2 separate regions of the Homo sapiens genome follow, and region 2 is linked to region 1. The links are chromatin loops, found by intact Hi-C in ENCODE. Cell type or tissue: heart left ventricle. All regions are shown on one strand. Links, peaks and the distances in the headings refer to the core of each region. The heading gives the core; the rest is flanking DNA. Region 1 overlaps MORC3 (MORC family CW-type zinc finger 3). Region 2 holds the start of CBR1-AS1 (CBR1 antisense RNA 1).

The links. Hi-C counts contacts between places; a loop is a spot of excess contacts. Peaks named below come from ENCODE experiments on the same cell type or tissue, not always from the same donor. Only the 100,000 strongest peaks of a DNase experiment are listed, where the experiment ranks them.
Region 2: it touches region 1 in a loop (5-fold over the local background); 20 of 110 quality-filtered maps call a loop at or near these places.

The regions. Positions count from the first base shown.
Region 1 is chr21:36,322,486-36,338,808 of GRCh38, reverse strand. MORC3 (MORC family CW-type zinc finger 3) reads right to left here. Exons shown (of 17, transcript NM_015358.3): 2 at 5,091-5,163; 3 at 1,803-1,935; 4 at 863-1,077; 5 at 1-35. Among named protein-coding and RNA genes, the nearest start is that of MORC3, 10 kb to the right of the region's middle. RefSeq lists a silencer at 1,464-1,758 and an enhancer at 1,013-2,212. In heart left ventricle, for the core only: a CTCF peak has its summit at 7,699 (motif pointing right); no DNase peak of the experiment used is centred there; H3K27ac peaks cover 799 bases.
Region 2 is chr21:36,117,902-36,134,224 of GRCh38, reverse strand. CBR1-AS1 (CBR1 antisense RNA 1) reads left to right here and starts at 7,585. Exons shown (of 4, transcript NR_040084.1): 1 at 7,585-7,738. CBR3-AS1 (CBR3 antisense RNA 1) reads left to right here. Exons shown (of 3, transcript NR_038893.1): 3 at 1,151-2,458. It also overlaps the pseudogene MEMO1P1 and the pseudogene RPS9P1. In heart left ventricle, for the core only: CTCF peaks have their summits at 8,511 and 11,079 (motif pointing left); no DNase peak of the experiment used is centred there; H3K4me3 peaks cover 611 bases; H3K27ac peaks cover 230 bases.

The DNA.
Region 1 (16,323 bases), core at 4,371-12,370:
GCTGGCTTTTGATTCTGCTAAATTAATCATCTGTCGTATATCATAAGTTAAAGACTCAGATTGACAACATAGTTTTCATAATTACAATATGAAAACTAACTCTATAAACTTAAATAACAGAAAAACTATTTATAAATAATTTTCTAAGGTTTTTTTTTTTGTGAGATAGGGTCTCACTATTGCTTAGGCTAGAGTGCAGTAACATGATCAGGGCTAACTGCAGCCTAGCTGGGACCGACCACAGGCACCCACCACCACGACCGGCTAATTTTTAAATTTTTTTTGTAGAGATAGGGTCTCCCTACGTTGCTTGGGCTGGTCTCAAAATTCCGGGCTCAAGCAATCCTTCTGTCTTGGCCTCCCAAAGTGGTGGAATTTCAGGGATCAGCCACCGAGCTCAGCCTATTTTCTAAGTTTTAACATGGCAGTTTGATTTCAAATGAACAAGAAGAAGAATAAAAAATAAGCAGATTATTATTCCTAACTAACTTAATACTTTCTAATATTCCAATGTGTTCATACAAAAGGCATTTTCCTAAAGTTATCCTGCCTTTTGTGGTCACTAGTCAAATTTTCAAGCCAAACCATAAAGTCTTACTAGTCTACAATAACCCTGAAGTAAACAGAAGAGCTATGGGAAGTTTAACATAAAATGTTGAGTATTTCCATAGCAGGATTCCAACAGAGAAGAGAAAGGGACAAACCCTTAGCCTCAGGTGTAGGGTAAATGCAGAGGACAGAGGTAAGAAATGGAATAGGTGTTATTCAAAGGGAATAATCTGGAAGAAGGCAAAAACATAGAATGTTTCCAAATTATTTCTTCAGTTTCTCCACAGCTTTTATTTCACAACCAAAAGGATATGGTGCTTGTTGAATGCCACTATTGGAACAACAACATGCTCCGCTTTTATGACTTCCAAGTAGGTCTGAGACAAAAGGCCCACGCTCATGCTTTCTCCATTTTTGGTAAAAACGATTGCGTCTTTACCCAGACGCATAGAACCCGACTTGAAGCCATTCCCATATAATCCAACTGGGACATGACCATTCATGGTGACTTTGTCACTGAAGCCAAAGCTAAGAAGAAAATAAAGATTTTTAAAAATAAATACCTATAATCAAAAATAAATAAATAAATAAATACCTATAATCTTTTTTTTTAATTCATTAATTGTAATACCAAGTAAAAAGCCTGGGTTCAAATACTGGCCTCACCCTTCCTAGCTGTATAATCTTGGGCAGATTACTTTTTTGTTGTTGTTGATTTTTTATGTATCGGGCAGATTACTTTTAATCTATCTTGACGTGTTTTCCCAGCTCTGAAATAAGGAAACCAAATCTACATCACAGGGGAGAAAAAGGATCACAAGTACTAACATGCAAACTCATCGCTGGCACACCCTGACTAAATAGCTGAGTATAACCCATGCTTCCGGGACTGTGAGATTTCACCCCATGAATCTCTTCCTCTAAAAGTTACTCCCAACAAAGTGGTAGGTTTTATTACAAACAATGGTTAAACCTAATTTACACTAAAGTTATCAGTAATTGATATAAATATACTACAACTCTAAAGGAATGGTGGACTTTTAGGGAGTTGGAAGTAGGGTGGGGTAGGTGATGACAGTGGTGAAGACTGACTCATCATCTACCAGTAGTAGAAAATCATGCTTAGAGAACAGCTCACACTGTACATACAGCATTTCATTTCAAAAAACAAAAACCAAGAATAGTAAGTATGGCATGGAAAACCCTTTAGGTAAAAGCAACAATTTTAAGAAGTGTGGCACATTTTTACCTACCTTAGCATTTTATGTAATTTATCAGAAGTCATACCATTCCCATTGTCGGTGAATGTCAAGCATATATGGTCATTTATCACTGTTTTGTCAATCCATATTTGTTTAGCGTTCACATCAGGATCATAAGCATTATCTGGGAAACACAAGTTTGAAGAAATTCTGATTTTACACTTTAAAAAGAGCAATTAGTTCAGAACAATCCTGTAAGAAGCAATAGAAGACTATGTTTTAAGACAACTTTAAAAGCTGCAATTTTTAGCAGCTTTAAAATTTAAAGATTTTAAACATGAAAATAAGATTTAAAAACATGAAAATAAACTGCATCCTGGTATATATTAATCGACTATTATAGAATTAACACCCTCCATGTTAAAGAGACAGCAAAGACTGGTACCCAGCACACCAAAGAAGTACAAAGGAAGAAAAATCACTACACTGCAGAGATGATTAAAAGATGGACTAAGTCTGCATGTGGTGGCTCACGCCTGTAATCCCAGCACTTTGGGAGGCTGAGGCGGGCAGATCACCTGAGGTCAGGAGTTTGAGATCAGCCTGGCCAACATGGTGAAACCCCATCTCTACTAAAAAATACAAAAATCCGCCAGGCATGGTGGCACATGCCTATAGTCCCAGCTAATCCAGAGGCTAAGACAGGAGAATCGCTCGAGCCTGGGAGGCAGAGGTTGCAGTGAGCGGAGATCGTGCCACTGCACTCTAGCCTGGGCAACACAGCAAGACTCTGTCTCCAAAAACAAAAACAAAAACAAAAACAAAAAAGCTGACCATGGTGACTTACGCCTGTAATCCCAGCACTCTGGGAGGCTGAGGTGGGCAGATCACCTGAGGTCAGGAGTTTGAGACCAGCCTGGCCGACAGGGTGAAATCCCATCTGTATTAAAAAAAAAAAAAAAAAATTAGCCAGGCATGGTGGCGGGCACCTATAATCCCAGCTACTCAGGAGGCTGAGGCAGGAGAATTGCTTGAACCCAGGAGGCGGAGGTTGCAATGAGCTGAGATAGCGCCATTGCACTCGAGCCTGGGCAACAAGAGCGAGACTCCGTCTCAAAAATGGAAAAAAAAGAAAAAAAGAGAGAGACTAACCTGGCTATTGTAGGGGAAAGAGATCTGAGTGTCAATGGAAGGTACACAATAATCAATAAATAAATGAAAAGGCAGCAACATTTTCTGCTAAGTTACATACAAGGATGGAAGATTTACTTTCTACTATTTCTTTAAATTGTGATCCTTTTCAGTTTAACCAAGTTAAACCAAGTTTCTGGTGGCTTTTACATTTTTATTTCTGTATACTTCTCCATTTAACATCCTTGTTTAGCATACTCATTTCTCTCAGAATAGGTGTAGGAAGAAATACGTTTAAAAATGAAAAATAGGGCTGGGCGCAGCGGCTCATGCCTGTAATCCCAGCAGTTTGGGAGGCAGAGGTGGGTGGATCACCTGAGGTCAGGAGTTCGAGACAAGCCTGACCAATATGGTGAAACCCTGTCTCTACTAAAAATACAAAAATTAGCCAGGAGCGGTGGCATGTGCCTGTAGTCCCAGCTACTCGGGAGGCTGAGGGACAAGTGCTTGAACCCAGGAGGTAGAGGAGGTTGCAGTGAGCCGAGACTGTGCCACTGCACTCCAGCCTGGGTGACAGAGCGAGACTCTGCCTCAAAAAAAAAAAAAAAAAAAAAAATTCCTTCTTTTTCTTTTATCTTCCATCTATGATAGAACCCTTCCTTGATAAAGATTCTAAAATATATCTAAGAATTCCTAAGAATACAATTTCCCTTTATTATCTGTTTCTTAAACATATGCCTAAATTTTTCAATTAGGCTTATGTTTGTGTGCATGAATTTTTCTTTTCTTTTTCTTTTCCTTTTTTCTGGAGACAGGGTCTCACTGTAGCCCAGGCTGGAGGAAGACTCACTCTGCTGCAGCCTTGACTTCCCTGGCTCGAGTGATCCTCCCACCTCAGACTCCCGAGTCACTAGGACTACAGGTGTGCACCACCACCCTGGCGAATTTTTGTATTTTTTGTAGAGATGGGGTCCCACTATGTTTCTCAGGGTGGGCCCCAACTCCTGGGCTCATGTGATCCTCCTGCCTCAGCCTCCCAAAGTGTTGGGATTACAGGTGTGAACAACTGTGTGCCCAGCCTATGCATGAATTTTTCCCAAGAAAAAAATCATGACCCATAAATGCAAATCAGACCGCAACCTTGCCGCTTTCTCACGTTCATTGAAATGCTGTTAAAATACAATCCTAAACCTTAAACTTCCCATTTATTGAAAGAAGCAAGAACTTATTACATATCTAACACAATACCAATCCTCCTATTGATACCAGAAAAATGAATCCATGCTGTATGTTACACATACTTTTGTACTACTAATAAACATAATTCTGCCAGTCACTGTGGTGCACACTTGTCATCCCAGATACTCCTGAGGCTGAGGTGGGAGGATCGCCTGAGCCCAGGAGTTTGAGACCAGCCTGGACAACATGGTGAGACCTCATCTCAAAATAAGCAAACAAATTCCCCATAATTCTCACTGTTTACTTTTATAATAAAAATAAAAATATTTTCAATATAAACACTTCAGGAACTTAGCAAAGTAAATCCTAAACACTATGAAATACTTGGGTAGTATTAAAGAGAAAGCTGAACAGTGACTAATCTGACATCCATGTGAATAGCTGTTATGCTATGCAATTTTTATCATTAATGTTATCATTCAAGGTATCTGTTTTTTTTCTTGCTTTGTCGCCTGCCCAGGCTGGAATGCAATGGCACAATCACGGCTCATTGCAGCCTCAACTTCCCGGTCTCACGTGATCCTCCCACCTCAGCCTCCTGAGTAGCCGGGACCACAGGCCTGCACCACCATACCCAGCTGATTTTTAAAATATTTTTGTAGGCCGGGTGCGGTGGCTCACACCTGTAATCCCAGCACTTTGGGAGGCTGAGGCAGGCGGATCACGAGGTCAGGAGATCGAGACCATCCTGGCTAACACAGTGAAACCCCGTCTCTACTAAAAAAAAATACAAAAAAATTAGCTGGTCGTGGTGGCAGGTGCCTGTAGTCCCAGCTACTCAGGAGGCTGAGGCAGGAGAATAGCGTGTACCCAGGAGGCAGAGCTTGCAGTGAGCCGAGACTGCGCCACTGCACTCCAGCCTGGGCGACAGAGAGAGACTCTGTTTAAAAAAAAAAAACAAAACAAAACAAAAAAAAAAACACTACAATTGTAAGCAACAAATGGTATATGAAATGTCAAACTACATACCTATTAATTCAGCAACTGCACTGAATGGCCAGGTGTGACTAGTAGAATTTGTATGTAAAAACTTCGGGCAAAGCTGAAACAAACAAAAGGTCCATGTAAATTAATTCAGGTCTTACTTTTGAAAATAAAAACCAGTATTTTTATCCCTGTGTTAAACAACATTGAGACCAAACAAAAGTGACTTAGCTGCTTGCTCCAGGATACATCTGGAAGATACAATCTAGAATATACGATTCTTGGAAGATAACACTGGGAACCAACTAAACAGCTTACTCACCAAGACTTGGTTCAAAACCCTTGCCCTCTTTATGTCTACAATGTCATAACTGTCCAATCCCAAATAGGGACATACCTTGCCAAGACCTACCTTAAAATGATCCAGCCAAGGCCCTAAAATCCTATAAACACCATTTCCTAATTTCTCTATTCTGAGACACAACTAAGACTTTGTCAAGGAGGCACTTTCTCCTACGTGTATCAGGCCTAATAAACTTAACTGTGCTTGATCACTAAGTTTTTCTGGCACTGTGACTTCATTATTTACTCCAAGTTCATTATAGCTGAACTTGTAGCAGTGTAGTAGTATACATCTACAAACTCTTCAAAGAATTCAAATAAGAGTTACAATTGTTGGCCGGGCGCAGTGGCTCATGCCTGTAATCCCACCACTTTGGGAGGCCGAGGCGGGCAGATCACGAGGTCAGGAGATCGAGACCATCCTGGCTAACATGGTGAAACCCGTCTCTACTAAAAATACAAAAAAAGTACCTGGGCGTGGTGATGGGCGCCTGTAGTCCCAGCTACTCGGGAGGCTGAGGCAGGAGAATGGCATGAACCTAGGAGATGGAGCTTGCAGTGAGCCAAGATCGTGCCACTGCACTCCAGCCTGGGCAACAGAGCGAGACTCCATCTCAAAAAAAAAAAAAAAGAAAGAGTTCCAATTGTTAAACTAAACTAAACTTGGCCTGAGGATGCCTCCATACTCGAGTCAGTACATAAGGAACTACAACCTAATAGTATGAAAACTAACTGTACAAATTCTTCTAACTTAGGGCAATTTGTACTCCAGTAACAAACAGCTGAGTCTCAGTCAACTACAGAATCCCATCTTCGGTCAATCACAGGTCACCAGCTGATTTAAATAAGGCAAAATGCCAAGCTGCAACCAATTAAACTATTTCTGTATCTCACTTTTGTTTTGTCCATAAATATTGCCTGATCACGTTGCAGGCCAGAGTGCTTAGAACCTGTTCCGGTTCTGAAGCCTGTCCTATTTTTTTTCTGAGACAGAATCACACTCTGTCACCTAGGCTGTAACGCAGTGGCACAATTTCGGCTGACTGCAACCTCCGCCTCCTGGGTTCAAGCGGTTCTCCTGCCTCAGACTCCCGAGTTGCTGGGATTACAGGTGCGCACCACCACACATGGCTAATTTTTTGTATTTTTAGTAGATAAGGGGTTTCGCCATGTTGACCAGGCTGGTCTCAAACTCCTGGCCTCAAGTGATTCACCCTCTTCAGCCTCCCAAAGTGCTGGGATTACAGGTGTAAGCCACCACACCCAGCCTCTTATTTTTTTCAGAGATAGTCTCTCTCTGCTGCCCAGGCTGCAGTGCAGTAGTGCAATCATAGCTCACTGCAGCCTTGAACTCCTGAGTTCAAGTGATTCTCCTCCCTCAGCCTCCCGAGTAGCTGGGACCACAGGCATGGACCACTATGCCTGGCTAATTTTATACTTTTTTGTAGAGACAGGAGTCTCACTGTGTTGCCCAGGCTGGTCTCCAACTCCCAGCCTCAAGTGATCCTCCCACATTGGCCTCCCAAAGTGCTGGGATTGCAGGAGTGGGCCACTATGCCCAATGTGCCCAATTCTTGAATCATTCTTTGCTCAATAAAACTTTAACTTGTCTAAGGTTTTTCGTTTGAACGCAATGCAACAAATTTGCATTGCATCTTAATTCCCAAGGCTTTTATGCCTGATTTTACTCACAATTCATTATGGAAGAATATGCCAGTCAACCTCATGCTATTGGGAACTCTCTTAAGTTCCTGAGTAGTGGTACGTACCAAATGTATAAAAACACACAAGTAGTTTTTTTGTTTGTTTTTTGTTTTTTTGAGATGGAGTCTCGCTCTGCTGCCCAGGCTGGAGTGCAGTGGCGCCATCTCAGCTCACTGCAAGCTCCGCCCGCCGGGTTTACTTACACCATTCTCCTGCCTCAGCCTCCCGAGTAGCTGGGACTACAGGTGCCCACCACCATGCCCAGCTAATTTTTTGTATTTTTAGTAGAGACGGGGTTTCACCGTGTTAGGCAGGATGGTCTCAATCTCCTGACCTCGTGATCTGCCTACCTCAGCCTCCCAAAGTGCTGGGATTACAGGCATGAGCCACCGTGCCTGGCCAAAAACACACAAGTAGTTTTAAAAGGCAGAGCCTTAAAAATTTCAGTATGCAGAGAATTTTCATGCAATTTTTTTGTTCATTCTGAACAGATTCTCTCCTAATAAGGGGAAAAAAGGTGGAAAGCACTTTGCAGTGTGAAGAGCCCTAAAAATATGATTAGACTGTAGATCAAGCCAACCACATCTGTAGTGCTCACGTGCTGCCACAAGGTGTCAGAAAGGTCTACTTCTCCTCTGTCCACACTTGCTTCTGGACAATTCCAAAACCTTCATTTACCATTAAGTTGAAGCACACAAGTGAGAAACAGTATCCTGAAGAAGACTGTTCAAACTGGTATATATGCAATTTAGACTTGCTCTGGCAGACATCACATAATACAGCATACATCCGTGAAATATGGAGTATAGGTAACTCAAGACTTTCTAAAGCACACATCACAAACAGTTCTTAATGAAACTAAATTTCTAGCTCTTCATCTTGCACAAGAAGTCTTTTTTCAAAAGTGAGCCATCAGGAAAACTTTCCTGTCCCACCTTCTCCCCTGTACAAATATCATTCTACCACTGATAAAAGAATGATACACTCCTCCCCCACTCTACATCTTAACCATGGGACATGGCCTTGGGGTGTAAAACCTCTGGCTACTGTCGACTAAAAAGAGTCAAAGTTTGTAAAATATTTGAAGATGTTTATTCTGAGCCAAATATGAGTGACCATGGCCCATGACACAGCCCTCAGGTGGTCCTGAGAACATGTGCCTGAGGTGGTCGGGGAGCAGCCTGGTTTTATATATTTTAGGGTGGTATGAGGTATCAATGAAATACATTTAAGATGTACATTGGTTTGTTTCAGAAAGGCGAGACAAGTCAAAGCGGGGACTTCCAGGCTATAGGTAAATTTATACATTTTCTGGTTAAGATTGGTTGAGTTTGTCTAAGGACCTGGGATCAACAGAGAGGAAATGTTTGGGTTAAGACAAGGATTGTGGAGACCAAAGTTTTACTACGCAGAGGAAGCTCTTAGCTAGCAGGCATAAGACAGAAGAGGCTGTAAAATGTTTTCTTATGAGACTGAAAAGGGTGCCTGACTCTTAATTGATTATCTCCTGGATCTGGAAAGAAAAAAAAAAGGGAATGGCCAGGTGCGGTGGCTCAGGACGGGTCTGGTGGCTCACACCTGTAATCCCAGCGCTTTGGGAGGCCAAGGCTGGTGGATCACCCAAGGTCAGCAGTTTGAGACCAGCCTGACCAACATGATAAAACCCCATCTTTACTAAAAATGCAAAATTAGCTGGGCCTGGTGGCTCATGCCTGTAATCTCACCTACTTGGGAGGTTGAGGCAGGAGAGTTGCTTGAACTCAGGAGGCGGAGGTTACAGTGAGCTGAGATCAGGTCATTGCACTCCAATCTGGGCAACAAGAGCGAAACTCCGTCTCAAAAACAAAAACAAAAAAAAACAAAAAAAGAAAAGAAAAAAGGGAAAAGAGGATTCTCTACACAATGTACATTTTTTTCCACAAGAGACAAACTTTGCAAGGCAATTTCAAGATATGACAAGGAAATCTATTTAGAATTATTTTTATTTCTTTCCTTGTTATGTGATGTTACGCCAGAGCAGTATAATGAAGCAGGTCTGACCCCAACTTCCTGTCATGGCCTGAACTAGTCTTTCAGATTAAATGTTAAGAGTGCCCTGGCTGAGAAGGAAGTCCATTAAAATGGTTGGAAGAGCCTTAGAATTTTATTTTTGGTTTATACTACCAAACAAGGAGAAATTAGTCAACTACTATAAACCCTTAGTCTCCTGTACTTCTGACAGACCAACCATAAATTGGGCATTCACATGATTCCCCTCATGTTTGATAATGTGCTATAATGCTCACAAAACCCAAAAAAAACACTGATTCATTGTAAAGCAAGCCTGTCCAACCCTCAGCCCCCATGGGATGCATGTGGCCCAGGACAGCTTTGAATGCAGCCCAACACAAATTTGTAAACTTTCTTTTTTTTTTTTTGTTTTTGAGATGGAGTCTCGCTCTGTTGCCCAGGCTGGAGTGCAATGACATAATCTCGGCTCACTGCAACCTCTGCCTCCCGGGTTCAAGCGATTCTCCTGCCACAGCTTCCCAAGTAGCTGAGATTACAGGCAACTGCCACCACGCCCAGCTAATTTTTTTGTATTTTTGGTAGAGACATGATTTCACCATGCTGGCCACGCTGGTCTCGAACTGCCGACCTCAGGCGATCCGCCCACCTCGGCCTCCCAAAGTGCTGGGATTACAGGCATGAGCCACCCTGCCCGGCCTGTAAACTTTCTTAAAACGTTATGAAGTTTCTTTCGTGATTTTTTTTGTTGTTGTTGTAGTTCATCAGCTATCGTTACAATTTCTTTTTCTTTTTTTTTTTTTTACCTCATCAGCTATCGTTAGTATATTTTATGTGTGTGTGGCCCAAGACAATTCTTCTTCCAATGTGGCCCAAGACAATTCTTCCAATGTGGCCCAGGGAAGCTAAAAGATACAATGTAAAGGATATTACAGACTGGGCCCAGTGGCTCACACCTGTAATCCCAGCACTTTGGGAGGCTGAGGCAAGTGGATCACCAGAGGTCAGGAGTACAAGACCAGCCTCGTTGACATGGTGAAACCCTGTCTCTATTAAAAATACAAAAAATTGGCCAGGCGCGGTGGCTCATGCCTGTAATCCCACCACTTTGGGAAGCCGAGGTGAGTAGGTCAACTGAGGTTAGGAGTTCAAGACCAGCCTGGCCAACATGGCGAAACCTTGTCTCTACTAAAAATACAAAAAATATCCAGGCGTGGTGGTGCGCGCCTGTGTCCCAGCTACTGGGGAGGCTGAAGCGGGAGAATCACTTGAACCCAGTAGGTGGAGACTGCGATGGCGCCACTGCACTCCAGCCTGGGCGACAGAGGGAGCATGAACTAAGGTGTGGTTAAAAAAAAAAAAAAAAAAGGCGGGGGGGGGCTTATTATTATAAATAACAAAAGATGTTCCACTCATAGTTATCAGGAAATACCAAAGATTTCAGGAACTCCAGTGCCAAGAACCAGGACAAAGAACAAATATACATTTTTGATCATATCAAATGTATGTAAATGTGAAATAAAAAATATAGGACAGCTGGGCGTGGTGGCTCACACCTATAATCCCAGGACTTTGGGAGGCCGCGGCAGGTGGATCATTTGACGTCAGGTGTTTGAGACCAGCCTGGCCAACATGGTGAAACCCCGTCTCTACTAAAAATACAAAAATTAGCTAGACCTGGTGGCACACACCTGTAATCCCAGCTACTTGGGTGGCTGAGGCATGGCAATCACTTGAACCCAGGAGGCAGAGGTTGCAGTGAGCCAAGATCATGCCACTGCACTCCAGACTGGGCAACAGAACAAGACTCTGTCTCAGAAAAAAAAAAACAAAAAAGGAGGCCACTGTTTTGGACTAAGCTCCTGCTCTAGGCCTCCAAAAACAGACTAAAAATCAAAATGGAGTCACCCATGCTAAAATTTCAGTCACCAAACTGAAACTAAGTTGTTATCTGACCTTCAGCGAAATCAAGGGAGATAACAGCCAATTTACCGAACAGGTCAGTTTCAGTCATCAACTGGTATGACAGATAATAAGTTCCCTCCATTTTGTTGTTTTACAACAAAAAGTAACCTAATGTCAGTCAGTTATTTATCTATTGTTTTTAACTTTGAAATGACGTATCTGCTTTTTGTTCTTTGTTTCTGCTTTCTTTCGGCCTTTTTCTGTCTACAAAGCCAGCCTCCTCTGTTCAGTTCACTAGAACACTTACTGTATTTTATGGAAGAAGTGTTGCCCAATTCCAGAATAGGAAATAAAGGCCAAGCACGGTGGTTCACTCCTGTAATCCCAGCACTTTGGGAGGCTGAGGCGGGCAGAACACTTGAGGTTAGGAGACGAGCCTGGCCAACATGGCAAAACCCCGTCTCTACCAAAAGCCAAAAAAATTAGCCAGGTGTGGTGGTGAGCGCCTGTAATCCCAGCTACTCAGGAGGCTGTGGCAGGAGAATTGCTTGAACATGGGAGGAAGAGGTTGCAGTGAGCTGAGAGATCTCACCACTACACTCCAGCCTGGGAGTGTCTGTCTCAAAAAAAAAAAAAAAAAAAAAAAAAAAGAAATAAAGCCAATTAATATCTTTAAATTTAAATTTGAGGCCAGGCGCGCTGGCTCACGCCTGCTGTAACCCCCGCACTTTGGGAGGCTGAGGTGGGCGGATCACCTGAGGTCAAGAGTTCAAGACCAGCCTGGGCAACATGGCAAAACCCGTCTCTACTAAAAATACGAAAATTAGCCGGGCGTGGTGGCAGGTGCCTGTAAACCCAGCTACTAGGGAGGCTGAGGCACAAGAATCGCTTAAACCCGGGAAGCAGAGGTTGCAGTGAGCCGAGATCGCACCAATGCACTCCAGCCTAGGCGACAGAGCGAGACTCGGTCTCAAAAAAAAAAAAAAATCTTTAAATTTATAATGTTGTCTTCTGACATACAATAAAATATTCACCTTAAGCAAACAAGGAAATCCTAACGCACACTACAACATGGATGAACCGTGAAGACATTAATGAATAAGGCAGTCACAAGTCAAATATTGTATAATTCCACTGATAGGAGTACAGCAGTCTCCCCTTATTCTCAGAGAATGCATCTCAAGACCCTCAGTGGATTCCTAAAACTGCAGTATACATATGTATGATAAAGTTCAACTTATAAATAAGGCACAGTAAGAAATAAACATTTTATTATTTATTTATATAGAGATGGAGTCTTGCTCTGTTGTCCAGGCTGGAGTGCGGTGGTGTGGCTCACTGCAACTTTCACCTTCAGGTTCAAGCGATTCTCCTGCCTCAGCCTCTGGAGTAGCTGGGACCACGGTTGTGTGTCACCATGCCCGGCTAATTTTTTTTTATTTTTGGTAAAGATGGGGTTTCACCATGTTGGCCAGGCTGGTCTCAAACTCCTGATCTCAAGTGATCTGCCCGCCTTAGCCTCCCAAAGTGCTGGGATTACAGGCATGAGCCACCGAGCCTGGCCAAATTAACAATAATTTATTCTATTTTTTTTGTTTGAGAATAAGTTTCACTCTTGTTGCCCAGGCTAGAGTGCAATGGCGCGATCTCAGCTCACTGCAACCTCCACCTCCCGGGTTCAAGCGATTCTCCCGCCTCAGCCTCCCAAGTAGCTGGGATTACAGGCACCCACCACCATGCCCAAATAATTTTTGTATTTTTAGTAGAGACTGGGTTTCACCATGTTGGCCAGGCTGGTCTCGAACTCCTGACCTCAAGTGATCCCCCTGCCTCGGCCTCCCAAAGTGCTGAGGCGTGAGCCACTGCGCCCAAATTAACAATAATTTAATAATAAAATAGAATGATACAACAACAGCAAATCTGATAACCACAGCTACTAAGTGACTAATAGGTTGGCATCATATATCCACAGTGTGGATACACTGGACAAAGGGATGATTCACATTCCAGGTGCTACTCAGATGGGGGCACAGTTTAGAATTTATGAACTATTTCTACAATTTTCCATTTAATACTTTCAGACCATGGTTGACTTTGGGTAATTAAAACCGAAGAAAGCAAAACTGCAGATAAGGGGGGACTACCGTAGTCAAATTCCTAGACAGAAAGTAGAATAGTGTTTGTCAGGTGCTGGAGAAGTTACTATTTAACGGGAACAGGGTTTTAGTTTCCCAACAAGAAGAGTTCTGGAGACTGGTTATTACACAACCATGTGAATGTACTTAGCACTACTGAATTGAAACTTTAAAATGGTTAGCATAAATTGTTTGCTACATGTGTTTTATTACAATAATAAACAAATAATCAAACAAACAGCAAGTCAGCAAACTGAACAATGTGATACGCCTTTCTTCCTTTCATGCCAATTTCCAAGAGCTAGCAGCCAGAATTATGCCATGGCAGGAGACCAGACGTAGAATTCCTCCTTGGGAAGCTGATTTCTCAAAGTTCTATTTGGTTCTTAGCAATTCCGCCTGGCTTTTCTGGATAGCATCTTGTTTTTGTTGTTCTCGTTTTTTAAAATTACTTTTTAAAATTTTCAGTTTTTAAAAATATACTTATGGTCCAACAGTTCCCATTTTTTATGGTCTACAAATACCAACATAGAGCACCCCCAACAAAATGACTCCTTCCTATGTGATCACCCAACAGTGAAGCCCACCAAAGGACTAGCTCTATTCATGTATGAAAATTTTGCAGTCAGCTTTAAGTGTCTCACTTAAAAATGTGAGAAGGCTGCCAGGCGCGGTGGCTCACGCCTGTAATCCCAGCACTTTGGGAGGCCGAGGCGGGTGGATCAGTTGAGGTCAGGAGTTCAAGATCAGCCAGGCCAACATGGTAAAACACCATCTCTATTAAAAACACAAAAAATTAGCCAGGCATGGTGGCGCATGCCTGTAATCCCAGCTACTTGGGAGGCTGAGGCAGGAGAACTGCTTGAACCTGGGAAGTGGAGATTGCAGTGAGCTGAGATCATGCCACTGCACTCCAGCCTGGGCAACAAGAGTGAAACTCCCGGCTCAAAAAAAAAAAAAAAAATGAGAAGGCTGTTTCCAGACATTTGAGAGTGTTTAAAATTAGAAACCAAAAACAATACACAGTAAAAGAAACATGAAGAAAATAGAGATAATGCAGTGAGCAAAACAAAACTTCAAAAATACTACGGTTAGGCCAGGCATGGTGGCTCACGCCTGTAATCCCAGCACTTTGGGAGGCCGAGGCAGGCAGATCACGAGGTCAGGAGATCAAGACCATCCTGGCTAACACGGTGAAACCCCGTCTCTACTAAAAATACAAAAAATTAACCAGGCAACGTGGCAGGTGCTTGTAGTCCCAGCTACTCGGGAGGCTGAGGCAGGAGAATGGCGTGAACCTGGGAGGCGGAGCTTGCAGTGAGCCGAGATCGCGCCACTGCACTCCAGCCTGGACGACAGAGCGAGAAGACTCCATCTCAAAAAAAAAAAAAACTACAGTTAATGTATCTAGCAATAAGAATGAACATTTTGTCCAGGGAGAATTCAAAAAGACATTCAAAAGCTAAGACATTGCTTGTAACAATTAAAACTATGGTGGCCGGGCTCGGTGCCTCATGCCTGTCATCCCAGCACTTTGGGAGGCCAGGGCGGGCAGATTACCTGAGGTCGGAAGTTCAAGACCAGCCTGACCAACATGGAGAAACCCCATCTCTACTAAAAATACAAAATCAGCCAGACGTGGTGGCGCATGCCTGCAATCCCAGCTACTCGGGAGGCTGAGGCGGGAGAATCGCTTGAACCCGGGAGGCAGGGGTTGCGGTGAGCCGAGATCACGCCCTTGCACTCCAGTCTGGGCAACAAGAGCGAAACTCCGTCTCTAAAAAAAAAAAACACTATGGTAAGAGCAAGGTAGGAGATAAGTAGAGGAAATCCCCCAAGAGGAAAAACAATAAGACAGTAAATAAAAAAAGAGAAAAATGGTGCGAAGAAAATTGTCAAAATAAGTAAGAACATTTTCCAGATGTTAAGGACTTGAGCTTCCAGGCTAAGTGCCCAATAAAATGCAGAGGCTCTATTAAACAATCAAGCACGTCTTTAAAATTCGGAAAGAATTTCCAATCCAGAATGCAAATCCAGCCAAATTATAATTAAAGAAAGAGCAAGGGTAGCATGAATGTATTTTCAAGAAATGATGAAATTTTTTTCTTCCCATGAACCCTTTTTTCAGGAAGCTACACCTGTTTCTGGAAGTGGTGTTATTGTTAGTGGTGGATATTCTCCACCACTAACAATAACAAAAACAGCAAACATTATTGTGCACCTACGGCACGCACAGCCCTTTTATTTATCTATCTGCTCATGTAATTTTTAAAACAACACTTTGAGGTGTGTAAGATTATTATTGCCAACATTCAGATTGGAAACTCTGGCACAAAGAGGTTAAATGACTTGGCCAAGGACATACATCTGGTTATGAGTCAGGATTTGAACCCGAGAGAGTAGGCTTCAGAATGGCAGTCACTAAGCTACATATCAGACAGAAGGATATGTGAGATGGAGACACATGAAAAGAGGAAGGAAATTTCCAGACAGATGTTAAAGGGAAGTCCCCAAATTACGACTGAGCCGATGACTCCCAACTGACTTCCAAATGACAAAACACTGGGTGTGTCTGAATCCATCTGGAAAAGAGCTCCCAGTTCTCTGGATGTCTGGATGATCAGTACAGAGAAAAACTAAGAAAACAAAATATAAATCAATTAACTTCAGGGAAAACAAAAGGTTTGTATAGGAAAGAAAATGCAATCATACTACCCTGGCTAGCTCATTTGTAAGAGTAATAACAAACCATATAGTAATTCAACCAAAAAAAGTGAAAAAAGCATTGAAGTATGGGAGGTGGTGAAGAGTGTGCATCAGCTAAATCCACAGCAGCATTTCTGAAAAAAAAAATCAACAACAAAAACCAAAGTATATGCATTTCATTTCACTAGAATTACAGGGGTAAAAAGCAAAAAATTTAAAAACTTTTTGTCACTCTGCATTTCATCCTGGGATCTCCGACCTCCTAAATGACTGTTTAAAATGTGTATACATTGGGCCGGGCACAGTGGCTCAGGCCTGTAATCGCAGTGCTTTAGGAGGCCAAGGCAGGAGGATCACCTGAGGTTGGGAATTTGAGACCAGCCTGGCCAACATGGTGAAACTCTATATATACTAAAAATACCAAAATTAGCCGGGTGTGGTGGCCCACGCGTGTAAACCCAGCTACTCGGGAGGCTGAG
Region 2 (16,323 bases), core at 3,987-11,986, 200 kb after region 1:
GAGGTTCCGGAGGTGGGCCCCTGCTGTGATCTCCTACTGTGCCTCCCCCAGTATTTCCTTCTTTTTTCTCCTAAAGATCATTTGGTCCGGGCGCGGTGGCTCACACCTGTAATCCCAGCACTTTGGGAGGCTGAGGCGGGTGGATTACGCGGTCAGGAGTTCAAGACCAGCCTGACCAACATGGTGAAACCCCCATCTCTACTAAAAATACAAAAATTACCTGGGTGTGGTGGCACGTGCCTGTAATCCCAGCTACTTAGGAGGCTGAGGCAGGAGAACTGCTTGAACCCGGGAGGCGGAGGTTGCAGTAAACCGAGATTGCACCACTGCACTCCAACCTGTGCAACAGAGTGAGACTTTTCAAAAAAAAAAAAAAAGATCATTTGGAACCTTGTTTTAAGGATATGGGGCTATTTAGGCTTTCTATTTCTGTTTTTTTTTTTTTTTTTTTTTTTTTTAATAGGGTCTTCTCTGTCGCCCAGGCTGGAGTGCAGTGCTGCAGTCGTGGCTCACTGTAGCGTCAGTCTCCTGAGCTCAGGTGATCCTCCCCTTTAGCCTCCCTAGTAGCTGGGACTACAAGTGTGCCACAGTCATGCCTGGATAATTTTTTTTTTTTTTTTTTTTTTGAGACGGAGTTTTGCTCTGTCACCCAGGCTGGAGTGCAGTGGCACGATCTTGGCTCACTGCAACCTCCGAATCCTGGGTTCCAACGATTCTCCTGCCTCAGGCTCCTGAGTAGCTGGGATTACAGGCGCTGCCACTACACCCAGCTAATTTTTGTATTTTTAGTAGATACAGGGTTTCACCATGTTGGCCAGGCTGGTCTCGAACTCCTGACCTCGTGATCCACCCGCCTTGGCCTCCCAAAGTGCTGGGATTACAGGCGTGAGCCACCACACCCGGCCTGCCTGGATAATTTTTTATTTTATTTTATTTTTATTTGTTTTTAGAGATGGGAGTCTCACTGTGTTGCTCAGACTGGTTGAACTCCTGGGCTACATCGATTCTCCCTCCTTGGCCTCTCAAAGTGCTGGTATTACAGGCTTGTGTCACCGTGCCTGGCCTAGTTCTTCTTGAGTGACCTTAATTTCTGTTTTTCATAATTTTATTTTTTTAAATAAAGCATTGATCCTGTTTTATCATTTGGCAGGAAAACTAGACAATCCACCAGCCCAGGAGGGGACAAGCAGGCTTATTCCTCCTCCTCGTCATCTCTGGCTCCAGCCCCACCCTGGCCCTTGCTGGCATTCTTCCTCTTCACGTGGCTGGGGTTGGCCACCCCAATAGGGAAGCAGAGGGAGAAGTCAATGTGCTTCTGGGAATCCAGGCGGACAGTGAAGAACAGGATATTTACCACCTGCTCACGGACACGGATATGACACTGTTGAATCAGCACATGAGCGTGGCGGATGGACTTAGCCAAGCCAAGCTTGAAGACCTGGGTCTGTAGGAATCTCTAAGAAATCATTGATCTTCAGGCCCAGGATGTAATCCAGCTTCATCTTGCCCTCATCCAGCACCCCAGTGCGGACCAGCCACTGCAGCAGGGCAATGCCTTCGAACAGACGCCGTGGGTCCTTCTCATCAAGCGTCAGCAGCTCCCGGGCGGCCTTATGGATCTTGACCAGGGTAAATTTGACCCTCCAGACCTCACATTTGTTCTGGAGCCCATACTCACCAATCAGCTTTAGCTTTTGGTCGAGATGAGGTTTCTCGAAGGGTCTCTGCAGGGTCACATAAGTTTGGCAACAAACCCAGCTCTGGGCCGCTGGCATGTTGGCTCCACTTGCCCGTCTATGCCTAAGCACAGGCCCTGGTCACTGAGAAAGAGCTCAAATTTTTTATATATTTCATCTAAGGTGTTGATTCTATTGATACCCTTATCCTTTTAACATGCCCTTATCCTTTTAATGTTGGTAATGATGCTACCTGTCATTTCTGAGACTGGTTTGTGTCTTTCGTGTTTTTTTCTGATCTGTCTGGCTAGAGGTTTACCAATTGATTTGATTTTCCTCAAACTTCTGGTTACAATGATTCTCTCTCTCTCTCTTTTCCTGATTATATTAATTTCTGTTCTGATCTTTGTTTCCTTTCTTCTGCTTACTGGATTTTATTTGCTCTTTTTCTGGTTTCTTACTGTAAAGGCAGAAGTCATTGATTTGCATTGATTTGAGACTTCTTTTCTAATGTAGGCAGTAAGTGGTGTAAATTCCCTTTTAGTATGACTTTAGTGGCATCTCACATTGATATGTTTTCAATTTCATTCAGTTTATTTTTATTTATTTTTTAAATTATTTATTTATTTATTTATTTTGAGTTGTGTAGCCCTTTATTAGCAACTAAAATAGAAGGTATCTGTTGTACAACATGGGTAGTAATTGACTATAACTGGAGATTTATTATATTCTAATACAGATCATTTATAAATGCAATTTCTTTATTAAAAAGCTTCCACCTTTTTGTTTGTTTGTGTACAATTTGCAAAACTATTCTGAAAGCGGAATATATGTGCACAAGTCTGCAAAGAGTGCAAATTTAGGATATGGTAAATGCTTTACAAGTTACTTTCAAAAAACTGTCTGCCATAACTGAGCCTTTACATTGTCATCTTTTTTGATCAAAATATTTTGATGCCAGCCTTCCTTCCACTGCCCTAAACTATAAAGCATTTTTTAATGAGTTGAAATTAAGGAAGGACTACACCTACTAGAAAAAAAGAGAAGAAAGTTCTATTAGTTTGAGGTTTCAGAATCCCCCCAAACCAGGACCAGTATCGTGGTAAAGGCTAGGCTGGGAGCCCGGACAGAGTATGAGAATGTGCAGGTGGCATCCCTGAGGATTCAGAGCTTCAGTGGACCGTGAGTGCTCCAGCTGCATAACTCACTGAACTGTCTTGCCAGTTTCTACACTGGCTCGACTGGGCATAATTCAAAAACGAAAAACTCATATTCATTCCATTCTTCTGGAGCTCTGTGATAGCATTTAATAACACCCCAATGGGATGTCTTCCACATATAGTATTATGGTATTTCTTCAAGTAATTGCTAAAAGATACAGGGTCTAATTGTTCTATAATACTCATACCCATTTTATCTAGATGTTCAATGGATCTACAAATCTCCCCCTGGGATTCATCATAGTAACTGTGACGGAACCTTTGACCCCAATGGCAGAAATCAGAAGAAACCACAAAGAGATTACTAGGATCCGCTAGATATTTACTGAAAAGTTCCGAATTCCTGTTCTTTTGACTCAGAGCTCCAACCAGTAAAGGAATAATGGTAAACTCATCCTTATGGCTTTCCATGGCTTTAGCTGTATAAGGCAAATGCATTTCAATACTGCGTTCATCTTCATCTGTCTGCAGAGACATGCGTTCAAACATTCCTGTCTTCCATAGTTCTCCGTAAATCTTTTGGTCAATACGAAGGTCATACAGGGGTGTCCTATATATATCCACACTGGAAAGTGCACATCGAGAGAGGGGCACATGATGAGAAGGCCCAAGGATGAAAATTCTCCGGGTAATAGACGGATCCACTTGTTTATAAGCATGGGCAGCACAAGACCCACAGTACGTATATCCTGCATGGGGGGCAATAATGGCTCTAGCAGGTCTTTTTGTAGACTGTACTTGTGAAAGCCAACCTTCTAGCTGTGCATTCAGCTGCGGTCCTGAGGCTGTGTACCAGCTCCCGGCGTGACTGGCTTCTCGGCAGACCACTCGGTTGGACATCTTGGTGCCTGTGCCGCCTATGGTGCACGAGGATGAATGAGGAGGCGGCGGCGGCGGCGGCAGGAGCGGCTCCGCGAGGGGACGAGACACCGCGGGCCCAGCCCAGGAGGAGGCGGCAGCGGGGAGGGGATCAGCCCGGCCCAGGAGGAGGAGGAAGAGGAGGAGGCGGCGGCCCAGGAGGAGGAGATGGCAGCCGGGGGGGTGGCGGCGGCAGCAACAATCACCACAAACTCCGGCGACCGCCGGAAGATGGGGCCCACGGCGGCCTCACCTAAGCCCGGAAAGCCCTGGCCCCGGCCCCCGGCGTCCCCGCTGCTGCCCAGCCGGGGCTGGTTCAGCCGAGCCGCCCCCACGGCCCCCTCCCCTCCCAGCTGGCCTCCCCGAGCCACCGCGAGTGACCCCACCCCCGTGACTCCGCGCCCGCCCCCGCCGCGGGGCTCCCCGCACCCACCCCCACCCCCACCCCTGGCAGGGCCCTCCAGCCCGGCCGCCTATTTTTATTTTTATTCTTATTTATTTATTTTTTGAGACAGAGTCTTGCTCTATCACTGAGGCTGGAATGTAGTGGTGCCATCTCAGTTCACTGCAGCCTCCACCTCCTGGATTTAAGCGATTCTTGTGCCTCAGCCTCCTGAGTAACTGGGATGCACCCGCCACCAAGCCCAGCTAATTTTTGTATTTTTAGTAGAGATGGGGTTTCACCATGTTGACCAGGCTGGTCTCGAAGTCCTGACCTCAAGCACTCTGCCTGCCTTGGCCTTCCAAAATGCTGGGATTACAGGCGTGAGCCACTGCCCCTGGCTAGAAGTGTATTTTTTAAGTTTCCAACTTACTTGGGGATTTTTCCGGCTATCTTGCGATTGATTTCTAACTTAAATCCATTGTGGTCAATGAACTCACATTGCACAACTTAACTCCTTTTTAAAGAATTTCAAAAGCCGAGAGAGATATTAAAGCATGTTTTTATGTAATGACAATAATCTCAGAGAGAGAACAGTTGAAGAACAGGAAGAATTGCAAGAACAAAATGTGTGGGAAGACCAAGCACGGGTGGATCCAGGAATCAGGTGGGGGTGTGGAGGGGGAAACAGCACACCTCTTCTCTTGTAACAGAAGGAAAGGCAGAGTGTGTGGGTTTAGACCCAAGCATGTTGGGGAAACTAAGGCCTTCCTGAGGGCATCTGTTATCTCTTTGGAGGGTGAGAGATTTGAGGTCATCATTGAGAGGGATTAGTTTGGGGAAATTGAGGACAGTAGCCATTTTGCAGATTGGGAAAGTGATTTTTTTTTCCTGTGGCTCATACCTGTAATCCCAGCATTTTGGGAGGCCAAGGCAGGCAGATCACTTGAAACCAGGAGTTCAAGACTATCCTGGCTAACACGGTGAAACCCTATCTCTACTAAAAATACGAAAAAATAACTGGCCGGGCATGGTGGCGGTCGCCTGTAGTCCCAGCTACTCGGGAGGGCTGAGGCAGGAGAATGGTGTGAACCTGGGAGGCAGAGCTTGCAGTGAGCTGAGATCAGGCCACTGCATTCCAGCCTGGGTGACAGAGACAGAGTGAGACTCTGTCTCAAAAACAAAAAAACAAAACAAAACAAAACAAAAAAAAACCAGGTGTGGTGGCGTCCATCTGTAGTCTCAGCTACTCAGGAGGCTGAGGCAGGAGAATTGCTTGAACCCAGGGGGTGGAGGTTGCAGTGAGCCAAGATCACACCACAGCACTGGAGCCTGGCAATAGAGTGAGACTTTGTCTCAAAAAAAAAAAAAAGAAAAAGAAAGAAAGAAAGAAAGAAATGGCTCCGGTTATTGCCGTCGACAGAATAATGCCCCTCCCCCAAGAGGTCTGCATTAGAATCTGCAGAGCCTGTGAATTTGCTTTCCTTCACAAGAGGGACTTTGCAGAAGTGATTACGGATCTTGATGTGGGGAGATTAGCCTGGGTTACCAAGGTGGGTCCAGTGTAGACCCAAGGGTCTTTATGAGAGGGAGGCAGAAGGGTCCAAGACGAAGATGTGGTAGAAGCAGAGGTCAGGAGAGATTTGGAGATGGAGGAAGGGCATGTGCCAAGGAACACAGACAGCCTCCAGAAGTTGACAGGACAGCAGAGGGGTTCCTCCCTCAGGGATTCTGGAAGGAGCACGGCTCTGATACCTTGACTTTAGGACTTCTAACCTCCAGAATGATAAGATCATAAACATGTGTTATCTCACGCCCCTCAGTTTGTGGTAATTTGTTTTAGTGGCCATAGAAAGGACTGCAGTTACAGGAAGATTCCTACCTTCTGTCCTGGCTGAGAGGAAACACCTTTCTCTTGTACTTAGTACAGCATTGCGCAAATAATTGGAATTGTGAGCAGATTTTTTAAGAAAAAGACTGGGCCGGGCTCAGTGGCTCGTGCCTGTAATCCCAACAGGCTGAGGAGGGTGGATCACAAGGTCAAGAGATTGAGAACAATCTGGCCAACATGCTGAAACCTCATCTCTACTACAAATACAAAAATCAGCTGGGTGTGGTGGTGCGTGCCTGTAGTCCCAGCTACTCAGGGAGGCTGAGGCAGAAGAATTGCTTGAACTCGGGAGGCGGAGGTTGCAGTGAGCCGAGATTGTGCCACTGCACTCCAGCCTGGCAAAATACTGGTGGCCAGGCATGGTGGCTCATGCCTGTAATTCTAGCACTTTGGGAGGCTGAGGTAGGTGGGTAGCTTGAGTCCAGCCTGGGCAACATAGTGAAACCCTGTCTCTACCAAAAATACAAAAATTAGCTGGGTGTGGTGGTGTGTGCGGTAGTTCCAGCTGGGAGGATTGGGTGAGCCCGGGAGGTGGAGGTTGTGGCGAGCCGAGATGGCGCCATTGCATTCCAGCGTGGGCAACAAGAGCAAAACTCTGTCTCAAAAAAAAAAAAAAAAAAAAAGTTGTGGGTTCTGGTGGTTTACTGCTGTGATTCTGTTTAGATTGGCTTTGCTATCACTTAATGCCATTGTCCCTTTGTGTTTACCAAATCACTGGGTAAGAACCCAAACCTTTGCCAGTAACATGGCATTCTTCCAGGGTTCTTCTCCTTCCAAAGTCCTTTTGTGGTCTGAAGGACTGAATGTCCACAGCCGTTCCCTCATCTGCATCCAGCGACTGTCTGAGCACCTGTTAGGTACCAGTCATGCTCAGGAGTGAACAGAGGCCTGGGAAGGGCAGGAGTGGAGCTCCCTGCCTTCATGGCTCCTTATTGTAGCTCCTACTTACTCACTGTGTGATCGTGGGCAAGGTTCCCAATCTCTCAGTGTCTCAGTTTGCTCATCTGTACAATGGGAATAGTTTTAGTGCCTAGCTCTTACGATTGCTGTAAGGAGTACAGCATGAATGTTTAATATTATAAAAGTGCTTAGAGCAGTACTGACAAACGGTAATACATAAATGTTTGCTGTTCTTACATTTTTTCAGCAAAGGCAGGCAGACACCATCTAAAACCATACATTCATGTCTTTACAGCCATTGATTGGTGTTCTCCTGGGTAACAGGCACAGTCATGACTACCATTATTTGCTAGAGGCAGATAATGTGGGCAGAGGTGGGAGGTGAGGGGAACCTGTCTACAGCTTCGCCTTAAAGAAAGCGCTCTTGACTCCCATCGCGTTCTAAGAAAGTCTGGGTTGCAGAAGGCAAGCTTGGGCAGGAATGGGGCCCATTGTTTTTCTGGAAGCAAGATTAAGGTCAGGTTCTGAGTCAAATGAAGAGGTCAGCAAACAGCTTGGTAACTCCCCACCTCCTCTTCTCTATGCCTAGTTCTTCACTGCCTGCCCTTCCCAGGGGTGGGTCACAAAGTGGCTTAGGGTCAGGACAGTGAGGCTGTTGAGTGCCATGGGGGGTGTCAGGGAGAAGACAATTCCTACAATGCCACCTCATGTAGCTGAAACCTCGCCTTCCTCTCCTAAGTGTTCTGTGCCTGAGTGCTGGGGTCAGGATTATGCATGGTCCCAACAGGGCTTGACCAGGCAGGACAAGCAGGTGTGTGATTTGTATGCTTGAGGTCACCATGGTGGCTGTCCCTTTGCTACCCTGGAATTGGTTTCTGGTCTCTATATTCAGAGTGACTCAGGGAAAAGCATACTGCTTATTGTAAACACTGCTGACTTGGAAGAAGAGATTCTCCTTGCAAATGTGGTAGGAACCAGTTTAAGTGTGATGTCTGGAAGGCTGGGCTCTGTGCCTGAAAGGAAATCTGCCACACCCTTGCTAAACTGGACAGAGAAGGGGCCATGGCAGGCTGGTGAAGCACCTGTGCTGGGAAATGTGGGTCCGAAGGCCCCAGTCCTCTCCTTGGGAGCTGGATCAGGGTTTATTTTAAAGCCCATTCTTACCTCTTAGCTTGGCAAAGTATTGCCAAGCCTGGGGAAAACCAGCCATTCATGTATATTTCTGGCGAGTGTAATGTACCTCCTCTTTGGAGGGCAATTTGGCTGTTGTCTATTGAAATTAAAAATATGCGTCTCTTCCTGGAAAGGGAATTGTTGGGGGAATTTATCCTACAGATACCCTCCCGTGTGTGTAATGATAGCCGGACCAGGATGTTCTTTAAAAGTGGTTCTCAGCCAGTTTGTTACAAAGGTCATGAATTATTCAGCAAGATGATAATGGTTTTATGTTTTTAAAAATGATAAATTGTAGCCTGTTGATCATCGTTAAAAATATTTGAATGCTATTTGTATGGCTTTCTCTGTGAACTTCAGTGATTATTTTGGACAGTTTGTGTTTGTAGAACTTGCTGCCAGACAGTGCCCCTTGTGGTTGAGTGGCTGCACTACATGGCATATGTATCAGTTTCCTGCGGTCACCATAACTAAACACCAAATACAGGTGCAGAGCTTCATTCTCTCATAGTTCTGGAAGCCAGAAGTCCGAGATCAAAATGTTGTCAGGACCATGCTCTCTCTCCAAGCGCTGGGAAAGAATCCTTCCCTGCCTCTTCCACTTGCTGGTGGTTGCTAGCAATCTTTGGCATTCCTTGTCTTGGGGCAGCATCACACCAATGTCTGCCTCTGTCTTCATATGGCTGCTGTCTCTGCTGAGCATCTGTGTATGTCTTCTCCTCTCCTGTTCCTTTTTTTTTTAATTTTTTTTCCTGAGACAGTCTCACTCTGTCGCCTAGGCTGGAGTGCAGTGGCATGATCTTGGCTCACTGCAACCTCCGTCTCCTGTGTTCAAGCGATTCTCAAGCCTCAGCCTCCCGAGTAGCCAGGATTACAGGCGCCTGCCACTACACCTAGCTAATTTGTGTATTTTTAGTAGAGACACGGTTTCACCATGTTGGCCAGGCTGGTCTCGAACTCCTGACCTCAAGTGATCCACCCGCCTCAGCCTCCCAAAGTGCTGGGATTACAGGCATAAGCCACCATGCCTGACCCTTCTCCTCTTCTTATAAGGACATTAGTCTTCCAGCATAATCTCATCTTAACTAATTACATCTGTAAAGACCCTATTACCAAAAGGGCACATTCTGAGATGGCAGGTGGACATGAATTTTGAGGGGACACTGCAGAACTAACCCACTATAGAATCTTTCTTTAATGTTTCTATTGATCCCTTTCAACTGGTCTAATATATTATTTAGCCTGAATTTTTTTTTTCTTTTTTGAGACAGTGTCTTGCTCTGTTGCCCAGGATGGAATGCAGTGGCATGATAATGGCTCACTGCAGCCTTGACCTCCCAGGCTCAAGCGATCCTTTGTAGCTGAGACTACAGGTCTGTGCCACCATGCCTGGACAATTTTTTATTTTTATATATGTTTTTAAGAGGTGGGGTCTTGCTATGTTGCCCAAGGTGGTCTTGAACTCCTGGGCTAGAGCAATCCTCCTACCTTGGCCTCCTAAAGTCCTGGAATTACAGGCATGAGCCCTTGCATCTGGATAGCCTGACTTGTTTATCATAAATTCTTTTTTGAGATGGAGTCTTGCTCTGTTGCCCAGGCTGGAGTACAGTGGCACGATCTCAGCTCACTGCAACCTCTGCTTCCTGAATTGCAGAAGAATTCTGCAATTCTCCTGTCTTAGCCTCCTGAGTAGCTAAGATTACAAGTGTGCACCACCACACCTGGCTAATTTTTGTATATATATATGTTTTTTAGTAGAGATGGGATTTCGCCATGTTGGCCAGGCTGGTCTCAAACTCCTGATCTCAGATGATCCTCCCACCCCGGCCTCCTAAAGTGCTGGAATTACAGGCATGAGCCACCGTGCCCGGCCTATCATAAATTCTTGCCTGCATGTCTTAGTCCATTTGTGCTGCTATAACAAAATACATGAGACTGGGTAATTTATAAACAATAGAAATTTACTTCTTGTGGTTCTGGAGACTAGAAAGTCCAAGGTCAAGGTTCTAGGAAGTCTAGTGAGGGCCTGGTCTGTGCTTCCAAGATGATGCCTTGTTGTTTTGCCCTCCAGAGGGGATGGACGCTTTGTCTTCACATGGTGGAAGGGCAAAAAGGAGGGAAGCAGCTCCCTTATATATCTTTTATAAGGTCATTAATCCCATTTGTGAGGACAGAGCCCTCATGACCCAATCACCTCCCCAAAAGCTCCACTTTCTAATACCATCATCTTGGTGATTAGGTTTCAACATATAAATTTTGGGAGGACACATAATTCAAACTATAGAAGCATATATAAAGCTTAGTTTCCTTTTGGTACAGTTTGCTCTTATATTTATTTTTCTACCATCATAGGAGTTTGCTATGGTTTGAATGCTTCTCCCCTCTGAAACTCATGATGAAACTTAATCCCAAATGTAACAATATTGACAGGTGGAGCCTGTACGAGGTGATTGGGTCATTAGTGCTCTGTCCTCACCAAAGGATTAATATATCATGGATTAATGGGTTAATGGATTAATGGGTTATCATGGGAATGGGTTAGTTATTTTAAAACTGAGTCTGTTATAAAAGCCACTTGGCATTCTCTTGTGTACTCCTTGCCATGTGACCCTGTACCACCTTGGAACTCTGCAGAGAGTCCCCACTAGCAAGAAGGCCCTCACCAGATGCAGCTCCTTGACCTTGAACTTCCAGCCTCCAGACCGTAAGAAATGAATGTATTTTCTTTACAATTTACCCAGTCTCAGGCATTCAGTTATAGCAACAGAAAAGGGACTAAGATAGCCATCTTTATTGTTTTTGTTATCTGGTATTGCGTGTCTCTAAAGAGAATATAACTGGATTGTTAACTATTTCCTACCCTCCTTTGTTAGTGGCTTCATATTTTTTTATTATTTATTTATTTATTTATTTATTTATTTATTTATTTATTTTTTTGAGACAGGCTCCCTCTGTTGGCCAGGCTGGAATGCAGTGGCGTGATCTCGGCTCACTGCAGCTTCAACCTCTTGGGTTCAAGCTTCCTGAGCAGTTGGGACTACAGGTGTGCACCACCAAGCCTGGCTAAATTTTTGGTAGACATGGGTTCTCACTGTGTTGCTCAGGCTGGTCTCAAATTCCTGGGCTCAAACGATCCTACCCACTACAGCCTCCCAAAGTGCTGAGATTATAGGCATGAGCCACTGTGCCCAGACTTTTAGTGGGTTTTTAAAAATAGAAAGCTAATATTCATGGAACTCTTGCTCAGAGTCAGGTGCTGGTCTCCACACTTTACACTGACCTATATGTTCCACTCTAACAAGAGACTCACCCCATATCATGAGCCAAGCATGGGGGGAGGACCTTCTTGAAAGCAGACACTAAAATGTCTTGGTAGCCACACTGATTTTCTTTTCCCTTCATAGCTGTCCTGTTGCTTTTAGTTCTGTATCACCGCCTTCAGTGTGCCCAGCTGTCCACACCCCGCTATCCAGGTTCAAGAGAAGATCCCGTTGCACTCATTTTCCAGGGCCATTACACTTTTTGGGAAATAATTTTTGTGCTGTTGTCAAACAACAGTTATCCTCTGTTATTTAGCAACCCTTGTTCCTTGAACATTTTCTTCTTTAAAAAATAGTTTTATTGAGATGTAATGTGAATTAAATCCCATTTAAAGTATACAATTCAATGATTGATAGTATGTTCACAGAATTATACAACCATTACCACTATTTTGGGACATTTTCATCACCCCTAAAACAAACCCCATAGCCATTAGCAGTCATTCCCCATTTCCTTCCATGCCTTCATCCCTAGGCAGCCACTAACCTGTTTTCCATTTATATAGACTTACCAATTCTAGACATTTCAGATAAATGAAACAGTAAGATGTGGCCCTTTGTGACTGACTTTCACGTAGTGGGTTTTTTTTTTTTTTTTCTTTTTTGAGACAAGGTCTCGCTCTGTTGCTCAGGCTGGAGCCCAGTGGTGCAATCATAGCTCACTGCAGTCTTGACCTCCCTGGGCTCAAGTGATCCTCCTACCTCAGTCTTCTGTGTACGTGGGACTACAGGGGTGCACCACCATGCCCTGCTCATTTTTTGTATTTTTTTGTAGACACAAGGTTGCACCATGTTAGCCAGGCTGGTTTCAAACTCCTGGGCTCCAGTGATCTGCCCACCTCAGCCTCCCAAAGTCCTGGGATTACAGACATGAGCGACCACAACCAGCCTCTCTTAGTATGTTTCAAGGTTCATCTGTGTTGTAGATCTTACTGGCTTTTAAAGTTAACATTTAGTAAGTTTGATTCTTGATAGGATTTATAATTAATTTTTAATCATAGAAATATTCTTAAAAATATTAATTGAACATAAAGTTGATACAATAAAGGTGTAGACTTTGTGGCTTCAGGAATCAGTTTTTTTCACAATTGACTCTACATGAATATAATATTTTGTTGCTTTTTCAGAATTTTAAGTAAAACTAATATTTCCATATTGTATTTCGCTCATCTATGCTTAATCTAAAAAGGTTGAGTTGGTTTAAAGCATTCCTAAGAAGTGGCTGATGTAAGATGGATTAATTGATTCAGGGTCTCACCCTGTCACCCAGGCTGGAGTGCAGTGGCATGATCATGGCTCACTGTGGCCTCAACCTCCTGTCTCTCTCCAAGTTGCTGGGACTACAGGCATGCACCACAATACTCGGCTAGTGTTTTGTATTTTTTGTAGAGATGGGGTTTCGCCATGTTACCCAGGCTGGTCTCGATCTCCTGACCTCAAGTGATCTGCTAACCTCAGCCTCCCAAAACGCTGGGATTACAGGCATGAGCCACTGTGCCTGGCCAAGATTTATTTTTTGAAATATCAAATTTCAAAAGTTTGAAAAAAAACTGTGGAAACTCTTTAGTCCCTTAAATTCTTTATATCTAAATATAACATTATTATTATTATTTTTAGACGGAGTCTCATTCTGTCGCCCAGGCTGGAGTGAAGTGGTGTCATCTCCACTCACTGCAACCTCCCCCTCCTGGATTCAAGCAATTCTTCCGCCTCAGCTTCCCAAGTAGCTGGGACTACAGGCACCTGCCACCACGCCTGGCTAATTTTTGTATTTTTAGTAGAGATGGGGTTTCCCATGTTGGCCAGGTTGGTCTCGAACCCCTGACCTCAGGTGATCTGCCCACATCAGCCTCCCAAAGTGCTGGGATTACAGGCATGAGCCACTGTGCCCAACTAAATATAACTTTTAAAGTTAAGTCTGTATGTTAGTAACTTATTGCTACATAACAAGTTACTTCAAACTTTGTTGGCTTAAAACATTTATTTTCTCAGTTTCTGTAGATCAGGAATGAGAGTAGCTTGGCTGGGTAGTTCCGCCTCGGGGCCTCTCGTGAGCCATCTTGCTGTCAGCTGGGGCTGCGGTCATCTGGGGACAGAAAGCTGGTGGCTGGAGGCCTCAGCTCTTAGCCAAGAGGGCCTCTCCTTGGGTGGCCTCAAGACACTGCAGCTGGCTTCCTCCAGAGTGAGTGAACCAAGAGAGGGGGAAGATGAAAGCCAAACTGTCTTTTATGACCTAGTTTCTTCTACCATTCCTTCCCCATGTCTGCTGGTCACACAGAGCAAGTCTGATCCAGTGTGGGAAGGGCCTACACAGGGTCTGAAGAACAGAAGGCAGGGATCATGGGATGGTCTTGGAGGCCGGCCACCACAAGCTGGGCAGTCATCTGACTCCCTAGACTGGCAGTCAAAAAATCACTTACATTGCCCAGTAGGTAATACAGTAAAGATTAGGGAGGCGGAGCGTGGTGGCTCACACCTGTAATCCCAGCACTTTGTGAGGCTGAGGCGGGAGGATGACTTGAGGCCAGGAGTCTGAGACCATCCTGGGCATCACAGTGAGACTCCATCTTCACAAAAAATTTTAAAAATTAGCCATCTCCACAAAACATTAAAAAAATTAGCCAGGTGTGGTGGTGTGCACCTGTAGTCCTACCTACTTAGGAGGCTGAAGCAGGAGAATCCCTTGAGCCCAGGAGCTTGAGGCTGCAAGTGACCTATCATCACACTACTGCATTCTAGCCTGGGTGACAGAGTGAGACTATGTCTCTAAAAAATTTTTTTAAAATTAATATTGCCAAGCACAGTGGCTCATGTCTGTAATCCCAACACTTTGAGAGGCTGAGGCAGGCAGATAGCTTGAGCCCAGGAGTTCCAGACCAGTCTGGGCAACATGGCAAAACTCCATCTCTTTTAAAAAGACAAAAATTAGCCAGGTGCAGTGGTGCACGCCTATAGTCCCAGCTACTTGGGAGGCTGAGGTGGGAGGATCACTTGAGCCTGGCAGGTGGGGGTTGCAGTGAGCCAAGATCATGTCATACCACTGCACTCCAGCCTGGGCTATGGGAGTTAGACCCTGACTCCAAAAAAATAAAAACAGAAACAAAAAACAAGAAAGAAAATAAAAGAAAGAAGGAAAGAAAGAAAAGAATACTGCATGGATCATGTGAAAATATCTCATATGTATGTACAGATACAAATGTGTATTGAAAAAGTGTATGCTTTTAAAGCAAAAATTTAACTTTGGAAAAGTGAGTTTAGGAATTTTTTACTAGTAGCTACTAGTCAGCATTATTAATATAAATTTAATTCTAAAAAATTATAGTTACTAGAATAATATTTACGTGTACTTGAGGAATGGCTTGAGTGTTATTTTTGAAATACTGTTCAATGAGGTAGTAACATTGTGGCTAGTGAGCACTTAATGTTAATGTTACCAGCCTGAATGAGATGTTGCCATCAACAGAAACTTTCAAAGACTTAGTACAGAAAATTGTTAAGTACCTCACTAATATTTTTCACGCTGATCATACTGCAAAACACACATCATTTTCCAATGATATTTCGTGTTGGGTGAAATTAAATGTTAAAATGTTAGTTTCACATGTTTCTTTTTTACTGCAATGTGCTACTACAAAATTTGAAATGACATGTGATTGCATTTGTAGCTGAAATTCTGCTTCTTTTGGTTAGTGATGATTTGAAATGGAAAAGTTTGACTGGACTCAGAATTCATTGACAATATCACAGGACAATGTCAATTTGTGAATGAAAAGAAAAGCTATTAGATTTAAAGACTAGACTATTGCTTAGAACTATGAATTAAATAGATTAAATTATCTGAAATCTAGTTAATGGCAAGAACAGAAAATGTTTAAAAAATAGGGATAAACAGTCTCCTGTTTGTTCCCACCTACTTGAGCAAACACATTTCCCTTTTTTTTTTTTTTTTTTTTTTGAGATGGAGTCTCGTTCTGTCACCCAGGCTGGAGTGCAGTGGCGTGATCTTGGCTCACTGCAAGCTTCGCCTCCCGGGGGTTCACGCCATTCTCCTGCCTCGGCCTCCCAAGTAGCTGGGACTACAGGCACCTGCCGCCATGCTCGGCTAATTTTTTGTTATTTATAGTAGAGACGGGGTTTCACCGTGTTAGCCAGGATGGTCTCGATCTCCTGACCTTGTGATCTGCCTGCCTCAGCCTCCCAAAGTGCTGGGATTACAGGCGTGAGCCACCATGCCCGGCCTGCAAACACATTTTCTAATCAATGGTAACACTAAAAAAAAAAAAAAAAAAAAAAGGAAGCGATCATCTTTAAAAAGTTATCTTGATCAGGAATTGCATCTAGAGAGTCCTCATTATTCATGAACTCCATTTTGTGAATTCAACTACTCACTAAAATTTACTCGTAACTCCAAAATCAGTGCTCCTGGCACTTTTGCAGCTGTTTGCAGGTACGCACAGAGTGGCAAAAATTTTTATCACCTAACACGCACGTTCGCAGATGAAGTCAAACAAGGGGACACCCTGCCTTCTTGTTTTGCTCTGATATTGTAAATCAGTGTCCTTTTTGTGGTCTTAGTGCCACATTTTTCACATTTTTGTGCCTCTTGGTGGTGATTTTTTTTTTTGGTTAAGACAGAGTCTTGCTCTGTGACCCAGGCTGGAGTGCAGTGGTGCAATCTCGGCTCACTGCAACCACTGCACTCTGGGGTTCAAGCAATTCTCCTGCCTCAGCTTCCCTAGTAGCTGGGATTACAGGTGCGCACCACTACGCCCAGCTAATTTTTGTATTTTTAGTAGAGATGGGGTTTCACCATGTTGGCCAGGCTGGTGTCAAACTCCTGACCTCAAGTGATCTGCCCACCTTGGCTTCCCAAAGTGTTGGGATTATAGGTGTGAGCCACTGT